2 separate regions of the Mus musculus genome follow, and region 1 is linked to region 2. A link is a loop called in an ENCODE intact Hi-C map of the cell type or tissue named here. Cell type or tissue: left cerebral cortex. All regions are shown on one strand. Links, peaks and the distances in the headings refer to the core of each region. The heading gives the core; the rest is flanking DNA. Region 1 overlaps Gm26843 (a long non-coding RNA gene). Region 2 holds the start of Gnao1 (guanine nucleotide binding protein, alpha O).

Region 1 (10,039 bases), core at 1,133-9,132, 250 kb after region 2:
TCACTTTCCTTGAGAAACCGATAGCTGCTCTCTGTTCTACCCCAGTGCTCTTCCCACTCATCCTGGTACCTGGATGCTCCACTGGTTGTTTGATTTGGTTTAATTTCCAGGCACAGGTTGGTGTGATGATTGGAAGAGGGTTGAACTCAGTCAGGAGGCTTGCCTCCATATTTGCTGTTCTGTTTCATGGGAAAGGGCCTGTAGTTAAAGACTCTTGGTATTCACAGCTTTCAGCTTTGCCTGCTTCCCCCTGTAGGTTGAGACATGTAAGAAAGTGTGAAGGCACTTCAGGTAGGCTCCCCAGTTGCCTGTCATCCTCAGCATGGAATGGAAGTGGAGGGCAGTGGCTCTCATAGGTGAGAGGACAATGTAGCTTTAAAATAAACTCAGTCAAATGAAAACTGCTCTTTCAACTTGGTTAGAATCCAAACATCCCTCTACTTCCTCTCCTAGGAAGACCTGGGATGAGTGCTTCACCTTTCCATGTGCCGTAGGAGAAACTGGAATGGTACAGGCCTACTAACTTGCCCGAGGTCACTTGCTAGCCTGTGCCAGAACAGTAGATAGACTTGACACTGGCTCTGCCTCTCAGCCCTCCCGATGCTTCTCTCAAGGCTAAGATCTGCCCTACTACTCCCAAGCTGGTCCACCTAGTGAGTAGTTTATGTCAACACCCTTGTGAGGCTGATTTGGGGACATTCCTCAGCTCCCACGGCACAGCCCAATCACATCCCATTGCTGGTTTTCCTTCATGAGCCTGTGGTTTCTTTCAAAGGAGCAAAGCCCCACTCTCTTATTTTTGTTCCCGCTAATATAAGCAGCAGACATAAAGGAACTACATTTTCAACCTCAAGTTTTCTTTTCCCTCCCTCTAGGGTCTTGAGCAGATTAAGATGAAACAGACGGGCATTACATGGAAGCTTCTTTCAGCCCCCACCAGCTTTCATTGCTGACCATCCTGTTCCTGACTGTGCTGTGTAGGAGAATCCAGACATTGTGTACAGCTGCATCTCAGCGTGGCCCGTTTTGGCTGGAATTCAAGGAGTAATTACAGCCAAATGAGTATTATTACAACCCACGTCAATCAGCGCAGCCTTCTCCTCGAATGCTCTCATAAAGAAACAGGGACGCTCTCTGAAAGATGCTGTCTGGTTTAAGCCCAGTGTCTTTCTGGGGACCAGGATGTGTGTGCTTTTCCAGAGGGAAACCAGCGCTGATCGTCTGTCACCAAGTCTGAAGAGTATAACCTGTATGATCTGAGACTGTAGGTCCCCAGAGTTAGGCAGACCCCAATTCAGATCCCACATGCTACTTCCTCTCTCTGTGAACCTACACACGGGCTTAACCTCTCCACATCTCCATGTTCTGATGAGTGATGCGAGACTTCAGGGATTCAGCAAGATAGAGTGTTTAAAGTGCCAAAAGAGATCTATGGTGATTTGTTAATGGAACTTCCTTTCCTCCTCATTCAGCAATTAATCACCAGCTCTTTGTCCTCGGCTGGAGGTGTGGCTTTGCATCAGCAGGTGGATGCTAAGCTACACATTTGTCTACATTTTAGGCCTCCTTTGGAACCCAAAAGCAATGTGTGCAGGGAGGTTATCCTGGAGAGACTGGAGTGTGAGGACGAGTCACACTGATTCTGTAGGGGGCTGGGATGTCGTGGGAAAAAGGGCAGGAGCAATGGGAATTGGAAGACACCTCCACACACACAACCATGAAGTTCCACCAACTTTAGAACACTACTTTGGGAGGAATCATGGGTGGTGAGGGAAAGACCTTGTCCCTGTAGAAATTTAGTGGAGAAGAGCTCTTTGCCTAGGTTCCTGGTGGCTTGGTTAGAAAGAACATTGGTATGGTTTGAATCTGCAATGCCCACCATAGGCTCTTGATTTGAACATTTGGTTCCCAGCTGGTGGAGCAAATTTGGAAGGGTATGGGTCTAGCTGGTAGACAGGTTTTCATGGGAAGGTCCCTAGTTCCTGACTTTTTCTGCTTCCTGATCTGCGTGATGCGAATAGCTTCCCATACATGCTCCTATGATGGGGTCCTATTGCTGTGGCCTGAACCACCATGCTAAGCCTTCTCTGTCATAGTGAAATGTCTTGAGACCATGAGCCCAAAGAATTCTTTCACCCTTTACATACACTGTTTCTGCCAGCTATTTTGACCATGCTACCTCAAAAGCAACAAATAAAAATGCTTATAAAAACGTATATGCAAGCAGCCAGGCAACCTTGTGTGTATGCATGGGGCTTAGGCACGGAGCTTAAATCACTCTTGTAAATCTGCTCCATTCAATTTAGTAAAACGTTCTCCTGTCTACTTTGGGTGAGAGATGGCATGGGGAGTTGGGGACCCAGAGAAGACAAAGCTGTCACCCTTCTGCTGGGTGATATGTGAGGTAGTACACTAGTTTAGCTTTCTGTCGCTGTTAGAAGCACCATGGCCAAAGAAAGCAATTTGAGGAGAAAAGGTTTATTTGACTTAGAGTTTCAGGTCACAGCCTGTCACTTAGGAAAGTGTCAGGAGGCCCTCAGCAGGAGCAGAGTCAGGAACAAGTGAGGAACCTGCTTACTGAATTTTTCCCAGGCTTACATTCAGGTGCCTGTTTATTATTTATTTTGTGTTTAGATATTTGTTTACTTTTTTCTATGTATATGGGTGCTTTGCCTGCATGTGTTCCTATGTATCACATATATATCTAGTGCCCTGGGAGGCCAGAGGGTGGCACTGGATCCCCTGGAACTGGAGTTACAGAAGAGCATAAGTAGTCATGTGGATGCTAGGAATCAAATCTGGGTCCTTTGGAAGAACATCCACTGTTCCATCCTTGAGCCATCTCTCTAGCCTCCCTAGCTGCCTTACTTATATATCCGAGGACCACCTGCTCACTCAGAAGTGGGACTACCCACAGTGCACTGGGCCCTCCCATGTCAATCCATCAATAATCAAGAAAAGTCTCACTGGTATGGGACCAATCTGAAGGAGGCACATTTTCAGTTGAGAGTTCTCCATCCCAGATATGTCTAGGACTAGTGGTAGACAAGGAAGGGTCTACTACTGAGTTACATGCTGTCCCTAATTAAATAGATGCTGATTGGGCCTCTGTCCTGATTCCATACACCAAGCTGAGCAGATATCCCCTGAGACTGTACATATGCAAAACACTGACTCTGGCAGACAGAGGGGCTTGCAAGTCCCTGGTGGTTTTTAGCTCAGGCAGTAACTTATTTTTTCTCTCACCAAAGGCAGTTATCCCTGAGTTTAGTAAATGTACTTTTGCCTTCTCCCCATCCTATAAAAGAAGTACTGGTTCGGGGTTCTGTGGTCAAGAACTCCCAGTTCAAGCTCTCTCAACAGAAGTAGAATGGCCTGTTCCAGGCTGGTCTGGTGCCAGAGCCCTGATGGAGGCAGGTTTCTTACTTGCCTCTACTTCCTGTATATTCTTTGTCTCTGCACTTGCACCTTTCCCTTGACCCCAGTACTTTGATAATGATCTGTGCTGGTACACTCATGCCCTGGCCTCGGATTCCACCACCCACATGCCCTTTCTGGGAGGTTGTTTTGTAAAAAAGGAGTTGTCAATGTTGGCATTTCAGATGGGAGACGGACATTTGAGTGGTGCCTTTCATGTTTCCTATAAATTAAGGGATGTTAAGATTGCACCTGATAGCGATCATAATTTGAGGTCTCTGAGACTTCTTTGAGAATGTGTTAGGGACCTGGGTGAGAATCCGAGGTTCTTCTGCTAGGTCACAACCATTTCCCAATAGCCCTGCCTTCCCCCAACCTTTGAGGTACGGGAGAGTATTTAAGATCTAAACTATAGCATCAGGATTTAGAGAAAAAAAGCCAAGTGGGCTCCTCTCCCAAACTCTTCCATGTCTTCTATGGGCAGGTCCTTAAGATGTCAGTTCTGAGGGGGAGGAAAGTGGTAGACAGTGGTGCCAACATGCCATTTCTTCCTACCCAAGGAAGGGCGACAGCCATTTTTAGGACTTGCCAAATGTCACATCAAGTATCGGGTAAGAAAGTCCCTATTGCTAATCCACGCCCAGTGACCATGTCCTCCCCCCAGGTGAGCGCAGCCACCTTTCGGGAGTAGATGTGCACGTTTTTCAGAACCTGCCTTGGCTGGTTAGTTGGTGAGGTTTTTCTGCTTCATTATAAGTAGAACATCAGGCATCTTTAGTAGCTTTTGGCAGGCGAAGGATCAGAGCTGTACTCAGCATCCAAATGTAGAGTCAGAAGGCTCAGAATCAAAGGGAAGGCATTTTGTTTGAAGTCAATTCTCAGGTCATCATACAGCGGTCCTGCCATTTACGGGAACTGGGATGAGGAATTTTGGCTGCTGTTGGTTGTCTTGTGCTGGCAGACAGTCCCAGAACACCCAGAACCTGATTGTTGGCTTCAAAACTAAAATAAAAGCTATTGATATGGAAGAACTAAAGAAGGACAGCTCCAGCGGGGTCAGCGTACTGTTTTCAGATATTCCGGGTTTGCCTTTATCCCACATAGAACATGAGATGCCCGTGTTTGCCATGGAAACCGCCGGAGGGAAGCTGGGAGGATGTAGAACTTGGCAGGTGATTCTAGCCTACAGTATAGCTGGCACCCAGTGCACAGGAAAGATGAGTGACACCTGAGAAGTCTGGAGGAGCCAGATCCAAACAGCAGGTGCATCTTACCAGCAATGGGGAAATCTCTTCTCCAAACTGTAAGGCTGGGCAGCTTGGTGTATTTTGGACACGTGGGGTTAATTTTAGCTCCCCATTGAAGCTTTAAAAACCAAGTGAGGAGCTTAAGAGATGGCCCTGTCAGTAAAGTGGGGCTTGAGTTTGAATCCCTAGTATCCATATCAAAGCCAGGTGGTGCACCTATGACCTCAGTGCAGAGGGAACAGGCAGAGTTAGGGAAATCCTTGGAGCTTGGCGGTTAGTCTAGCCAACCAACACACGTGCGTGCTGGAGCTTGCACAAAATACACTTCTTACAGTGTTCTCAACATAGTATGTACTATCTCTCTGTCTGGGGAAAGACCCTCTTTATTTCCTGGGTTTCCTTGTCATTCCATGAATGTGTATAGTTAGTTACACTGCCAGTATACTTTAGTGTTTAGAAGTGTACTTCTAAAAACAATATTCTGTTATTGGACAGAGATACTGGTACTCAGGATTCAATACTGGTGCCAGCACAAGGTACAGAGGTTGAGTTCACACTGGTAGGTGAGCACCCACACAGCTCTTCCTGGCTTTTGGCTGAAGGAGGGTGAGCTTGTATCTCCTCAGCCTAACCCCACTCGTTTGCTGGCTCCATTTCCCCTGGGAACCAGACTTTGCCCTGGGCTTTGGGCTCAAGCCCCTGGAAGCACCTATAGCTTCACATAGTAATTTTTCCTAGACTCAAGCTCTCTCCTCTCCTCGGTCAGGCTCCTTCCCAGATTTTATTATGGGATGGCACTGAGCTCATTCTTCCAGACTTCGAGGCTCCTTGTCTATCTGGGGCAGAACTTTTATTCCTGGAGAGGAGAGTCGTGGACTTCCCACTGAGTATCTCAGCTGCCTTTTCTCTCTGTCAACATATGTGAGAGGGTCTGAATCGCCCTTAATTCCCTGCAGCTGGCCTCACTCAGCACGGCTGCTGGAAGACATGATTCTTTTGTTCCCTTGTTTTTTTCTTTAAGCAAGTAATTTTTTTTTTTTTTGAGTTCTGGGTGGGTGTCATCTGCAGTTTTTAGGGAAAAACTCCCTCTCTGAAAACTTCTGGGCAGGACATTAAAACTGCTGGTGGGGAAGAGGCCATTGCCTGTGATTGGTGAATGAGACTACCACCAAGGAAGTAGGGCAAGGGGTAGTGCCTTTGAATCTGCATCCATATTCTCTGCTGTGTGATCTTGGGACATCCCTGGCCTTCTCTGGGCCACATTCTTACATCTGTAAGGATGGGGTTGAGTTTAATTAAAGGTTTTCAGTTAAAAACAAAAGCCCACTCTCAGTGGTCTTCTGGTGAACCAGGGTTTCAGGAAAAAGAGTTTCAAACTCTGTACATTCAGAGTTTCAATACTCTCAGCTCGAAACTTCCCCATGGACCCAGGATCTTTATGCGTTTTAGTCAGCTCTATGCTGCTGCTTTAAGAGTCAACCTAAGGACAAAAGACTTGACTCATATTCCAAACATTTTAGTCCAAGGTTATTTGACTCTGTTTTTCCGTTTCTCGACCTGTGACCATGCAGGACATAACAAACACGGTAAAGCAAGGAAGCTAGGAGAGAGAGAGAGAGAGAGAGAGAGAGAGAGAGAGAGGATGGGAGGAAAGGAACAAGGGAGGGAGGGAGGAAGGGAGAGGGGGCAGTCCTCAGGGATTTACTCCATTCAAATAGGTCCTACCTCCTGAATGTCTATTACCACCCAATAGTCCATCAATTTTTATATGTATAGCATTAATGAAGTCAGAGTCCCCATGATGCAATAAATTCCTAAGACCCCTCCCCCCCACCTCTGAATATTGCAACATTGGAGACAAAGTCTTCAATACACAAGCCTTTAGTGGACACTGCATCTAAACCATAACGCCTCCCTTTAGATACATACTGAAACACACTTTCTTGTTTTATGTGGTTCTGAAACCTCTGAGTTTTGAAGCTGAAGAGGTCAAGTGGAATGGTCAGTATCCTCAAGACTGTGGTAAAACTTGCCTGGGGTTGGGAACTTCCTACGAAAGAAGCCTGAAGCCATGGATCTGGTAGTTACTAGTAGGAGTGTGGAACCCAAGAACAGATTTTCTGGGTTTCTGCTCTAGATTGGATCTGAGATATTGCTTCAAGGCTTGGCTTCCTCCAACCCGTGGGTGGCAGAACCTTTAAGAAGTGGGGCATAGTAGGATATCTTTAAACCACTGGAGGTGTGTCCTCTAAGGAGACTGTCTCTGCATGGAAATGAGGACATAACCATGCTAAGGTCTAAAGAGAAGGATTTATTGTAGGACTCGAGGGGAGAGTAAAGCCAGAGGCATCTGCAAGAGTCCAGAGCAGTGAGAGAAAGAAGTCAGCAGTATGAACTGGGCCATGAGATGAGAGACATGGCATGGAAGGGGTGGCAAAAGAAGAAGACAAGAGAGAAGGGAAAGAGGTCATGTGGATCAAGAAGGAAGCTGAGGACTGAGAGAGTAGAGGGAAGAGAGGGCAGAAAGAGAGAACCAAGGGAGGGCATGACCAAAATGAAAGCCTCTGTGTTGTAGACATTTAGGGTAGGGGCTGGTTATTACCAGCCAGTATGACTCTGTAACAGGTACTTGCTGAGAAAGCCTAGAGACCAGCATGTGCTTGGGTGTGCTAAGAGGCACCTTGATGGGCTATTTGTCCTGAGATTATTTGGGACCCGAGAGTCTCTTTCCCGTTCTTTGTGCTTCCATGGCTGCTATATGGCAGGCATGTGGCTAGCCCTACCTTACACTCTCACTAGGATGCACTCCCTTGCTGCAGGTCATGAAACAGCCAGGCCAACTCATGGGAAGCTAAAAATATCTCCAAAACTGCTACTTAACATGAACTCGCCCTCTTTCTAAGTCAATTATCTCAGATGGTTATAGTAATATAAAGTCACTAACATATTTACCCCAGTTTAACTACCTTTTCTCTGTGTGCCCCAAACCTGTCCAAATCTCAATTGTCTTTATCACAGCTTGTCTTCTGTTAAAGTTACCAGCACTTGCATGAACCACCTGGCCCAAATCTAAGTTCTATCGGGTAATCTTTATGCCTCAGTTTCTTTGTATGCTTCCCACCTCCATCTAGTTTTCACTTATTAGCCATTTCGTGAAGTTAATGGGCATGTGGTTTCAGTCCTTTCCAAGAATGAACAGGTAAACAATATATTGATATATGATGATAATGCATCCCATTCTATTCCTTCCCCGCTGGCCATTTCTCATTCAGTTAGCCGTTATCCTGTATCCATCAATTCAAGGAAGAATGGGTTCAGCATAAAACAGCAAAAATAATGAGAGTCAGTTGTAGAAGTGTGAAGTCTCAAAGCCTTAGACTCCAGTAGAGTAGAGAAATCTTATACTCATGAGTAAGTTTGTGATTGAAATCAAGTGGTAGTGATAGGGAAGTCAACTCCATGATGTGGTGTCATGTGCTTGATGTAAAAATATGTTTTGAATTGGAGAAGAATAGGGCTCTGTTTGTGGTGTTTCTGAGTTTGTGGACCAGGATTCCCACTTCTATGCTAAGCCTGTGGTGTACAACTCTTATCTATGACAGATTCCCTTCTGACTGGTTCTTTCCTAGTGGAAATCAGAGAGGATTCACCTGGATGAAAGAGCTTATATCATCAGCTGACAGTGTTTTCAGGACTAAATCTTGAGCTAGGGCTTTGGCCACTAGATGAGTACAATGGGCTAACCAAACATATTAGTCAGTGTTAGGAAAGTGTCCAGACGAGCAGATGTTGAGTAGCAGCTGGAGCACTGGTCATCTGTGCTTGACAGTGAATGAATGAGGACATGGCCCTGACTTCCATCATTCTGGGTATATGGCCAAGGAGTTGACTATTTTTCATTTATACTAATAAATAGTCATCAGAACCACCTAGAAACGAGACCCATCCTATTAACTTATCCTTCTGCAGGTCACTGAAATGTAAATTCATTGACTTTAGGGAGCGAAGAAGTCAAGCTCAAGGGATATCTTCACACATCTGTAAGCATGTGATCAACAGATCACAACTCAAAACATAGAATCTCAAACAGTCTCCTGTGTTCTTCTCACTCCTCAATACTCACCACCATGTAGTTACTGTTTGCAACTATTTTATAATAGAATTTCCTACTGAGGAAGCTTTAAAATTTTCTTAAGTATAATTTATTATGTTTCTCTTTTCTGGATGTTATATTTTATATTCTCCTTTGAAAATTTTTGCCTGTTCTAGTACCACAAATACATTCTCCCCAAGTTCACATTTGAGTCTACAGCTCATCTTTGACTAATTTTTGTATGTGATGAGTTAGGGTGAAAGTTCCTTTATAGTAAGTGAGCCTTGACACTGTGTAGCATAAGTCTCCAAACATTTTCCAACATGCCTTGGTTTTTCCAAATAAGATTAGAATCACCATTTCAATTTCCAACAAAACAAAATGAAACAAGCCAGCTGGACTTTTCATTCGGATTCAACTTACTCTATAGTTTAGTCTGAGAAAATTGACGTCTGCGATGATTAATCTTCATCATTTACTTGCCAGGATTTAGAACTATTTAGGAGATTGGGGAAGTACATTTCTGGGAATGTCTGGGAGGGTGTTTATAGACAAGTTTAACTGAGGGAAGACCAATGCAGGTGGCTATAGTCCCAGATGAAATAGAAGGGAGGAAAGGGGCACTTCCAAGAATGCATTTCTCCTGTCTGCTTCATGGCCTGCTAGGATGTGAGCATCTGTGCTCTACCATGATCTACCCTCCATGGCACATGGAAATCTCTGAAACTAGGAACCCAAGTAATCATTCCTTCCTCAACTTGTTTCTGTGATATATATTTTGGTCAGAATGAAACATAAGCCTCTTACTAATATTGAGTCTTTGAACCCTTGAACACATTTTTTCCATTGTTAACTGAGATCTCCTTTAGTTTCTCTTAGCGATATTATAGAATTTTAGCATAGAAAACATTCAAATCTTCTATCTAACATATTGAATATTTTATATTTTGATTCAACCATACTTTGAATTTTGAAATGCTCAGCTTCTTTGTTTATAAAGAATAGAAAATTGCTTTTCATATGGAAAGAATGTTCCCATAAATTTAGTAAGGATTGTTTTTCATCTATGGTAATAAGTAGTTAGCAGAATTGGTTATAAGTTTGTTCAACTGGCCAATGATTGCTTATTGCAGTGATTATACCATTTCAAACCATGAAATTATTGTTAATATTTTGTTTCTGAAAATCAACCAACCAAGGATAAATTCACTGCAGTAAACACACCTCTGAGTGTCAGCAAATGAACAGCAGGCAGACCTGAGCAAGCATACTTTTACAGAAG
Region 2 (10,039 bases), core at 1,119-9,118:
TGTATGAACAGCGATATCTTCAATAGGCAAATCCTTAAATTTCTTAAAAAATTGCACTCCAGAAATGAATGTTCCATTTCATTCTGCCTATACAGGTATAGACTTCTAGGTAGCAAGCCAAGCCTTTTTGCAAACTTTAACCTCTACTTACTGAAAAACAAAACAAAAACCTAATGCTCTAGAGAATGTGGGGTAAATACCCCAGCAAACATTGCACCTCGAGTCAAGGCAAATTATAATGTTCAGAGCAACTCCAGCGGTCATTTTACAGTGCCACGTCCAAGCATCTGTCACCCAGTGTTCAGAACTGGGAGGTCAGTTAAAGTGACACTATTGATTCTATGCATCATAAAATATAATTCTAAGACATTTCTTTGCAAGGGTTCAAAAATCCAATAAAACTTATACTCGCCTTAAAATTTTTATTAGTCTGTGTAAAAGCATCCCTAATTACTGAAACAATGATGAGGGTATATCCCACGTGAGGTCACAGGCCCCAAACACAAGCAAAGTGCCACGCAGAGGAAAGGAGCCACCCCTACTCATAGGACGTGTGAAGCTGCACTTGCACTACTTCAATCACCACCGTTCGTGTCTTGGAACTTAAATGTTGTATATTGCATGACAGAGACCTTCCAGACACTAATCCACAAATGCACACGAGAGAGAGAGAGAGAGAGAGAGAGAGAGAGAGAGAGAGAGAGAGAGAGAGAGAGAGAGAATATGAAGGTAAAGGCGGTGCCAGCAAGATAGCTCAGAGGATAAAGGCACTTTGTCACAAGGCTGGCAATTTGAGTTTGATCTCCGAACCCATGCAAAGGTAGAAGGAAGAACAGACTCCATGGAGTTGTCCTTTACACACACACACACACACACACACCCCAAAAGATTTTAAACACTTGAGAATTAGGCTTCTGAAAATTGATGCAAACTCCCCCTTATTGCATTGTGCAGAAAAATTCCAAAGGTTTGAGTGTGTAACGGCCCTGGGCTGATGAGGGTAATAACGCCCTGTTCTAGGCAGTGTCTCTGCCTGCCAGTCCCTAACGGCTTCACTAGCTGCTACAGGCATATTCTGATTCCTCCTCATAAGCAGCACCGCAACCTGGACGAGGACACAAGCCGACTGAAGCAGCTCCTTGCCTTCTGAAAACGCTGATGACAAAGGATCTGATAACATTCGGATAGCAATATTCCTCCTCTCAACCCAAAGGAAGGGGCTGTGCTACTAGGCCCAATCCCTGGCTCCTCACAGGGTGTCACCAACGGCAGACTCTCTAACCATCTAATTTCATCTGCCTAGGTGAAACAACACAGCATCTGAATTAACTTACACATATGGCCTGACGGGCTCGTCACCAATCATATTGCACAGGGAAACAGGAAATTGCTTTCTGCAAATGCTACCGAGGCTTTCTGGGCTGGCCCCACCCAGAAAGTACAATCTTCCCCGGCTACAAATGACTCTCACTCAAGTGGTGATCTCAAAACCCATCTCTGGAAGTGAGGACTCCAAAGAATCTGTCACCGGGATACAGTGACACCAACCTCACATTTTGTGGTTAATAAAACAAGTCCTGCATTCGGCTTGGCACAAGTCCCTGATCTGATTTATTTCAGGCTCAGCTCATAGGAAAAACTGCCATTCATGAATGCTTCAGGAGGGCAGGTCAGCTGGGTTTTTTGTGGCACAACTGGCGTGCTCACACCCATTTCTGGTGGACATTCTGATCAAACCTAGCCGATTTCCTAAAGAGATCTGGCACGTTTTGTTCTTAAAGGGAAACAAACAAACAAAAAAAAAATCAATTACAAAAAAAAAATCTCAGTTTTGACAGGCAGTTTTCACAGAAAAGGTGTTTGTGGGAATAGAGAAAGGAAGAAATGCAGGAAAAGAGAAAAATGTTCTGATTTCCGATTAAATAGAATCAAACATCGGACACTTCACCCCATCTTCCTCAGTGCAACCCAATATAAGTCAGACGCACAGGACTTTCCTCAGAATGTCTCCTCAGTCTTCCTTTAAGATTTCGTGCCCCAGGACTTAATCAGGAATTTCCATTCTAAAGTGGCACACGGATCTCCTCAGAGAGCTAAGCTTTCTTTGAATAAAAAAGGCAAGTTGCCCTTTTGGGGACTCGATACGTATTTTTAAACCTCTTATTAAATCAACCTAATTTATGAGGCATGTTCAGGAAGAGCAGGTAGCAAGCTGCTTTGGTGGATGCAAAGTTTCTTTGCCATCCCCTCCCACACCCCCAATTCCACCTCCTTTGCCCTCCTCCTGCCGAGGGTTTCCGAATGTCTTCGGGGCCTTTCCGAAGCCGCCGAAGCCGCTCGGCCCTCTCCGCTTGGACCCCGACTGTGCTCCGAACACTGTCGAGATCCTCCGAGCCCCGCTCCCAGGTCAGGCCGAGCGGAGCCGAACACCGCCGAGCCAAGCTCAGCCCCATCGACTTTTCCAGCCTCGGCTGGGCGCTGTCCACCACTTACAACGCCTGAAACCTCACCCTGGCTCAGGAGGCCGAGGCTTCTACCGGACTCCCGGCCTGCCACAGTGGATTACAGACTTGTGAAGTTTCGAAACCTGCCCCTAAGGAGAAAGAGGTGGCGCGGTTTGCATTTCCCGACACGCGAGGGCTCCAGGCAGATGCAACATGCACCTTGTTGCAAAGAGCAATTCCCCAGGCCCCGCCTCCCCATCCATTTGGACTGCACAAGCCCCAGAGAAACCCCAGGCCAAATTACTGGTGGCTCAGAAGGGTGAGGCTAGCCGAAGGGGCCTGTGAGAAGAAAGCCCCCGGGAGCTCTCGAACGCAAATAAGAACATGCCAAGCAGATGGGAGAAACTGTCTCCTAGTCGCTGCTCCCTACCATCATGGCGCCGCCTGGAACTCGCTTGTCATGCCTGTTACACATGCAAGAATTTTTGCTTCTTGGTTTTGAAACCACAAGCACGATTTGTCTCCCACCCACCTTCCCTCGAAAGGGGCTTTTATTTTCCATTGTTTTCCTACGGGATGCAATTACTTCGGCTATTCTGTCAAGTTGAAAAATAATCATTTTTGTTTACAGCACAGCAACCTCTAATTAGGAGCTGTGTGTGCACGAAGGTGTCACAGCAAAGCGACATGGAATCCTCGCTAAACGGTCCTAACGAACTCCTCCGTCCCGAACTGACAGGCCAACGGAAACAGGGCCAGGAGGCCCGGAAGGCACGCACCCGTTCCCTGCCGGCCACCCCTCCCCAGGCAGAGCTGCCTGGAGGCTCACCGGGAACCGTGGAGTGGATGGGGCAAGAAGCAAGCCAGAGAGGAGGAAGGACGGGCGAGGCTCCTAAGTGGGGAAATGTGGAAAGGAAGGAATATCCCATTTTGTTTTAATTTTCAACCATCACTCAAATCCACCCCCAGTTAATTAGGAGGGGAAACTGATATCTAAGGCAGAAAGGGGGCGGTGGCAAGTAGGGCCTGAAATCCGCATTGAAGGTAGAATACAGAGTGTAAATACAACGATAAAGGCTACACAGTGACTGGAACCTGCGGGTGTCAGAAGAGCAAAGGCTGGAGGGCCAGGGAGGAGAGGGGCTGGAGGGCAGATGAAACTGGCTTTTAGCCCCACAGACCCTCCCACCTCTGCCTTGGATAAGGCTGTGTCTGTCACATCCGCTTGGAAACCCATCCTTTCTCCCCAGTGCACGCCCCCTCCCCTAACCCTTGCTCGCTTTGGGGGGGGGGGTCGTCTAAGCCACAGCCACCAGGAATTCAGCACCAAACTCGTGAACAGCAAACACTTGATCCTCCACCCCAATCTGCTAGGGCTGGGTCCCCTCCATGTTTTAGTCAAGTTCAAAATCACTGCCTCAAGAGAAGCAGGGGGAAGTGGGATTCGAGGGGTGGGGTGGAGGAGGAGGGGAAAGAAGATGAGGCAGAGACAGAAATGGAGGCAGTGAAACACGAAATACTCCACGAGCAAGAGTTATGATCATAAGCACGCCAATAGTGTGATGTTCTGATCAATATGGCGGACACTGTCATTCATACAACTAGAGGCGCTCTCATTCCCTCCCCGCAAACACCGACCCCAGGAGTTGGGGTGGGGGACCCAGAACCAACGTAGGGAGTGGGGGAGGGGAGGCAACCTCGGGTTTCTTCTGTGTGTGCGCGAATTAAAAACCAGGCCTGGAGAGCAAATATGGGTGAGCAAGATAATAAAAACGATATAAATTATTCTTAATAAAAGTACAAATCCCAATGACACAGGGACTTACTTCATCTGCTTCACAATGGTGCTTTTTCCTGATTCTCCAGCCCCTGTTGGGACACACAGAGGGGGGGAAACTGGTGAGTGTCAGCTCATGGAAATGGGAAGGGGGCTTCAAGGCATGCACAGGGTGGGCGCTCCTGGGCACAAGGTGTTGCCAACTCAGGGACCAGATTTCCCAGGGCGCAAGTCGGGTTGGGAACTGTGGCGGGGGTCGAGGGGCGGGGGTGGCTACCCAGGTCCTTACCCAGCAGGAGTAATTTCACGTCTTTGGCGGCGCTGATGCCATCTTCTTTGAGGTTTTTCTCAATCGCCTTGCTCCGCTCGAGGGCGGCTCTCTCCTCTGCGCTCAGCGTACATCCCATGGTGGCCCCTTCCCTGCCACAGCCCGCACGACTAGGCTGGCACGACTCCCCGGGTCGGCGCGCCCCCCACCCCCCCACAGAGCAGAGCCTGGGCTCAAAGGGGAGAAAATCACGATATCCTCTCCTTGGCTGGGAACAAAATTGTCGAAAGACCAGAATCCCCCCAAAAGGACAGCCTCTATTAAGATTCCAGCGGCGAAGATTAGCGGCGGCTGGCTGGGGTCTGGGGGTGTCGAGGTGAGGGTAGCCGGGGTCTGGGGCTCCGGAGCCGAGAGAGGAGGCGCCCGCGGGCCCGGGAGGCGCGGGTTGCAGGCACCGAGGCTAGTGCACGACCCAAAATAAATAAAATAGGAGTCGAGGCTGGATCCGCAGCCGGAGCCGGCGGAGGGTGGGGTGGGGGGCAGGGTGGGTCCTTCTGCCGCGGCTGCCGGAGGCGGAGGAGGAGGAGGCGGAGGCGGAGAAGGTGGAGGCGGCGGTGGCGCGGGGTGTGGAGGGAGTGAGTTAGGGGGTGCCGCTAGTGCATGTGCATCGCCGCTCCTCGGCCGTCGATGCGTCCGCGGCGCCTTCTCCGACCCCCGCGCGCGGGGCAGGGCTGGGCAGAGGGCCGGGCCGGGGGTGGGGGGTGCAGCTCTCTCTAGCGGGAGGCGGCGTCGCCGGGGCCCAGAACTCGCATCGCTCGGCGGAGCGGACAGGAGACGGGGAGAGCGCGAGGGAGCCGCGGCCAGCGGGGAGCGCGAGAAGAGGCGGGCAGGGAGGGCAGGGCACGCGCGCGCGCGCCGGGGCGGGCGGGGAGGGGGGGGGCGAGGCGAGCGCAGCTCTCGAGTGCGCCTGGTCCTGCGCAGCGCTCCGCCAGCCGCCCGCTGACGTCAGCAGGGCCGCGCGCCGGGGGCCCCGGGGACGGCGCGGGCGGGGGCGGCGCGCATGCCCGCGGGACGCGTCAGACAAGCGGGCGCGCGCGCGCGGCGCCGCCCACTCTCGGGTCCCCCTCCCCCCGCGGCTCCCGGAGCGTGCCGGGCTGGGGAGGGCGGGGCCTGGGGCCGGGCGCGCGCCTGCGCCCCACCCCGCCCCACCCCGGCGGGTCTCGCGCGCCCGGCCCGCCTCCTGTCAACCCCAGCGCGGCGGTCAGGTGGTCCCCAGCCCTGGGCCTGAGCCTCCAGCTTCCTGGTCCCTCGGGCTCTGGGTCGTGTCTCCGGCAGATCGCCTTACCGATTGTTCTCCTTCGCGGCTGGAGGTGTAGCCCCTAGTCGAGCTATGGTGCCTCCGCAGATGTGAGGAGGTAGTGGGTCAGGATAAACCCGCTCACTCCATAATAACGCGCTGGGGCTCAGTGACGGATTTGGGTCCGCATTTATTGAGCATCTAGTGTCTAGAGACTGGGCTAGTAGAGAGGAAAGTAGCAGGCAGAGAAGAGGCAAGGCCTGCTCCGCAGGAGTTTTTGCCTCCCTTAGCCAATGTGAGCCTTACCGCGAGATGCCCACAACCTCTGTCGCTAGAGATGGTTACCATCCTAGGATGGCTTGATGCCAAAGGCCCAGGGACAGTCTTTCATGAAAGCCTCTAGCAAATACTTGTTCCCTTAAATTTTTCTCTATATGATGAATCGATGGCCTCCCTTGGTTCTTGAATTCTTGTATCCCCAGAACATAATCCGGTAAAAATGAATTCTTCATAGGTTTGTGATAAGAGATTTTTTTTCTTCCTTTCATCTTAAAATAACAAACTACTAGAAGAAATACACCCTTCATATCTTCTCAGATAGTCAGAAACCAGGGTCAGTTATTCAGCAAACAGCGAACCCAGCACTGGGGAAAACAGTAGACAGTTGCCAAAGATCGGTCATGTTCTGGGTGGTCTCAGAGCCTGAAGACATTAATTCTTACTGCACAAAATAGTTTTACAATCAGTTCCACCAGTCAGCCCCAGGGGCCTTCCTAGATGGAGGAGCCAACAGGCAAGACTGCCCAGGATAAAGACAGGCAAGGGGCCAGTGGAAAACACTTTCTTTTTTCGTAACAGTTGGGCATTTCTGTGACTCTGAAAGTAAACTTGTTTGCTTCATTTCAGCAATGGAGAGAAAATCCTATTTTGGAAATGTCACTCAGCATAAAAATATATTTGCAAGGGGGAAAAGGGGCAATTAAGACCCACTCAGAAGAAAATATTTTTTCTCCTGCATGTTTTTTTTTCATAAGTTTGGTGTTTCCCAATGTATGTTTGTCTCATTCGACAAATGTCTGTGTCAAAAGTATATGTAATATAATTGGAATATTTAAATTTGAGTCATACCTACCTATTCTAGGAAACCGACAAAAAATTCTATAGATTTATTTTATACAGCACATAAATAATCCCTCCTCTATTTTCTTTCCTCTTTGTGTTGGGTGGGGAAACTATTAGAAGATGAATCTGGTTTGGCTTAAAAATCAAGTATCATTAAACTTGTCCTTCCAGATCGAAAACAGAGATCTCAGGTGCCCAATATTCTATAGACCTTGCTTCCTGCAGAGGTTGCTGGGGACAGTTGCCTAGATCTACTGTGAACCAGATTCAGAAAAAAATTTCACTGCCATTTGTACAAGACTGCATTTGATGGACCGAAGGTAAGGATCACCGTTTCACTCTGCCCTGGGACAGGGCGGTGGCGGTGGCGGTGGTGGTGGTGGTGGTGGCGGTGGTGGTGGTGGCGGTGGCAATACCCTAGTAAATATATTTAGTGTTCTTTCATATCAAGTGATTTTCAAGTGAAGGCCTTATGTTCCTGGTGGCATTCTGGTTGTGTATGGGAAGATGCAGCCATCCTTGACTTTTAAGTGCCTGGCCTTCCTCCTTGCTATCAGTCCTGATATGGCAGACGTATAAGCCTCTGTGTTTTGAGTTTTTCTTCGTTCCCCCAGTACTTGACCTACTGACTATGTATGTAAGATTATGTTCCAGCACTGTGGAGGTATTTCAGATTTGCCTACTCTGTTTTCCTCTTCTTCCTTCTTCTTCTTCCGTCTTCTTCTTCCTTCTTCTTCTTTTCTTCTTCTTCTTCTTCTTCTTCTTCTTCTTCTTCTTCTTCTTCTTCTTCTTCTTCTTCTTCTTCTTCTTCTTCCTCCTTCTCCTTCTCCTTTTCTCCTTCTCCTTCTCCTTCTCCTTCTCCTTCTTCTCCTCCTTTTCCCTCTTCTTCTCCTTTTTCTGGGTCACTTTGCATCATTATGGCTGAGTTCCATAAAAGACTAATAATAATTCACTTCATCTGTATAGTGCTTTACAGCTTACGGAGCACTTTTACAAAAATTCCCCCATGTGATCCTCCCACATAAACCTCAGTTAGGTACTAGTGTGGGAAGCATCATGGATGAGTGGAAAGAGCCTAGACCAGGAAGACAGATTGATAAGAGAAAACTTCTGAGATGTCCTACATTTGATTACAAAGGGCCAGGGGACATGAGAGAAGAGAAATGATATAGGATGTTATTTGGGTAGCAAGCTACAGGCTCCCAAAAGACCATTTTTCTGTTCTTGAATGTACATTAAAAAGCTTCATTCAATGCTGCTCTGACTGCCTAGGCACCAGTCTATGCCCCTTGCATCATTAACCAACCCAGAAGTCCTGCCTTTTTCTCTTTGATCTCCCATCACAAAGGCTTCATTGCTTCAGGTAAACCCACCCTTGTTATCAGTAGCCAGTGTAAACTCAGTGTACATAGTATGTATGCAGCAATGTTTTCCGTGTAAAGTACTCTGCCCTTTTAGATATGGGGAACTAGCTATTCACCCACTTTGGCGGTTGTAGAATTTCTCCCTAGCCTCTTCAATAGCTTCAATAAACCCCTTTATTTCAGAAAGTTCTTGCAAGGCCTTGGGCATTTTGGTTTAATAAGATGCAGTCTGGTATCCATTTTACAGATGAGCAAGCTGAGCCCTCACACAGGGGCATGAATAAATTATTAATGGTCAATAAACTTATTAATGAGTCAGCGAGTCTTTGCTGTTTTGCGAACTGTTGAAAACAGCACATTATATACATACATAAAGAATTCTCAGATCAGAAAGCCAAAATCTCAAACCCAGTCATATTTTGATTCCTCCAAAGGTATAAGTAATAAAAAAATCCTTTGACTATATTAAATTGCTACACAATTAATTCCTGTGGAAACGAAGAAATTAGAGTTCTAACATTAGGAGCTAGGATTCCTAGACCAAGGCCAGTTTCCCTTTGGTTTTGTTTTATATGATTCTCAGAATTATATTTTTTCTGATGAAATTTTTTTTATCAGAAAACAGTTCTCACCCCATCCTTAGTCAAATGTTCATCATGCTACACACACACTATGCATCATATTTTGGAAGCCACTTGGAATATCTTCCATAGTCCATGAGAGGAATGTCAGCAAAGGCTGCAGAAAGCTGCTCTGCTTCCAGAGAGTAGTGATCCCCAGCTCTCAGTTAACCAGCATGGTGGGCTTTGGGTAGATACTCACTTTCTTTTCTCTTTATCTATGTCTCTAAAAATGTCCCCAGTTGACATTTTTTCCCTGGCATGTTTTCGCACACGTCTCTCAGACCACTACCACCATGGCTCTCAAACATTATTATCTATAGAATTACCTGAGATGCTTTAAAGTTACATTTAAAAATTAAATTTAGAGTTCCACTTCTGGAATACACTCAGTAAACCTGAGGTGGAACCTGAGGATTGTCTTTTATAACCACATTTCTCGTATTTGTTGGGAAGCTTGCTGCTGGGATATAAGCTCATAGAAAGAAAACGGCTTCCACTGTGTATGAAAAGACCAAGAATGGTCCTTGTGCACTGGTTGTCATAATATTTGTTAAGTAAAGTCCCTGTGTGACAAGGGCTTCATCAGGTAATATATAGGAAAGCTCTTCCCACCTTTGACATTTGAGTTTTTTCCCTAAGACAAATTCTGCCACTTGATTATTTTAGAAAATGTTTGAGATTCAGTGAAAGTTATGTCATCAAGTAAAGTTCTATGACATGAATGATGCTGATTTTGAACCTACGAGTGGGAGATTTACTGACCAACAGGCACTTGTGAGAGGGGATATACCTAATATTTTTGACATCCCCATCAGAAAAATTCTTGGCAAACTTCTGTGTCTTGTTTTCTAATTTTGTAGGGTTTATGAGAGATTAATTTTCTTATGTATAATTGTTAAGTGTAAGAGATAATGCAGGAAGAAATAGGATTTTTGTATACCTTTAAGAGAAAGGATTTGCATGAAGAAACAAGATAAATGTTTTTACATCATAGAACTGAGCTCTTAAGTTATGAAAATCCACTGTGTGTTAACTGCTGATGAGATTTTTTTTTAATATACTTTGATGGTTTGGATACTCCAAAGAGTACTATGTACTTTGTGATTTTTAAATGTTTAATTGTTATTTAATTATTCTTATTATT

The links. Hi-C counts contacts between places; a loop is a spot of excess contacts. Peaks named below come from ENCODE experiments on the same cell type or tissue, not always from the same donor. Only the 100,000 strongest peaks of a DNase experiment are listed, where the experiment ranks them.
Region 1: it touches region 2 in a loop (11-fold over the local background); 5 of 42 quality-filtered maps call a loop at or near these places.

What each region holds. Positions count from the first base shown.
Region 1 is chr8:93,558,297-93,568,335 of GRCm38, reverse strand. Gm26843 (a long non-coding RNA gene) reads left to right here. Exons shown (of 10, transcript XR_003947433.1): 10 at 876-2,351. Among named protein-coding and RNA genes, the nearest start is that of Ces5a, 27 kb to the right of the region's middle. In left cerebral cortex, for the core only: no CTCF peak of the experiment used is centred there; DNase peaks (open chromatin) are centred at 4,161, 4,549, 5,508 and 6,847; H3K27ac peaks cover 332 bases.
Region 2 is chr8:93,805,925-93,815,963 of GRCm38, reverse strand. It overlaps Gnao1 (guanine nucleotide binding protein, alpha O), which reads right to left and starts at 5,126. Exons shown (of 9, transcript NM_010308.3): 1 at 4,511-5,126; 2 at 4,271-4,313. The coding sequence starts at 4,628. It overlaps 4930488L21Rik (RIKEN cDNA 4930488L21 gene), which reads left to right and starts at 2,409. Exons shown (of 1, transcript NR_026888.1): 1 at 2,409-4,270. In left cerebral cortex, for the core only: no CTCF peak of the experiment used is centred there; DNase peaks (open chromatin) are centred at 4,536, 5,336, 5,608, 7,945 and 6 more places; H3K4me3 peaks cover 4,863 bases; H3K27ac peaks cover 5,119 bases.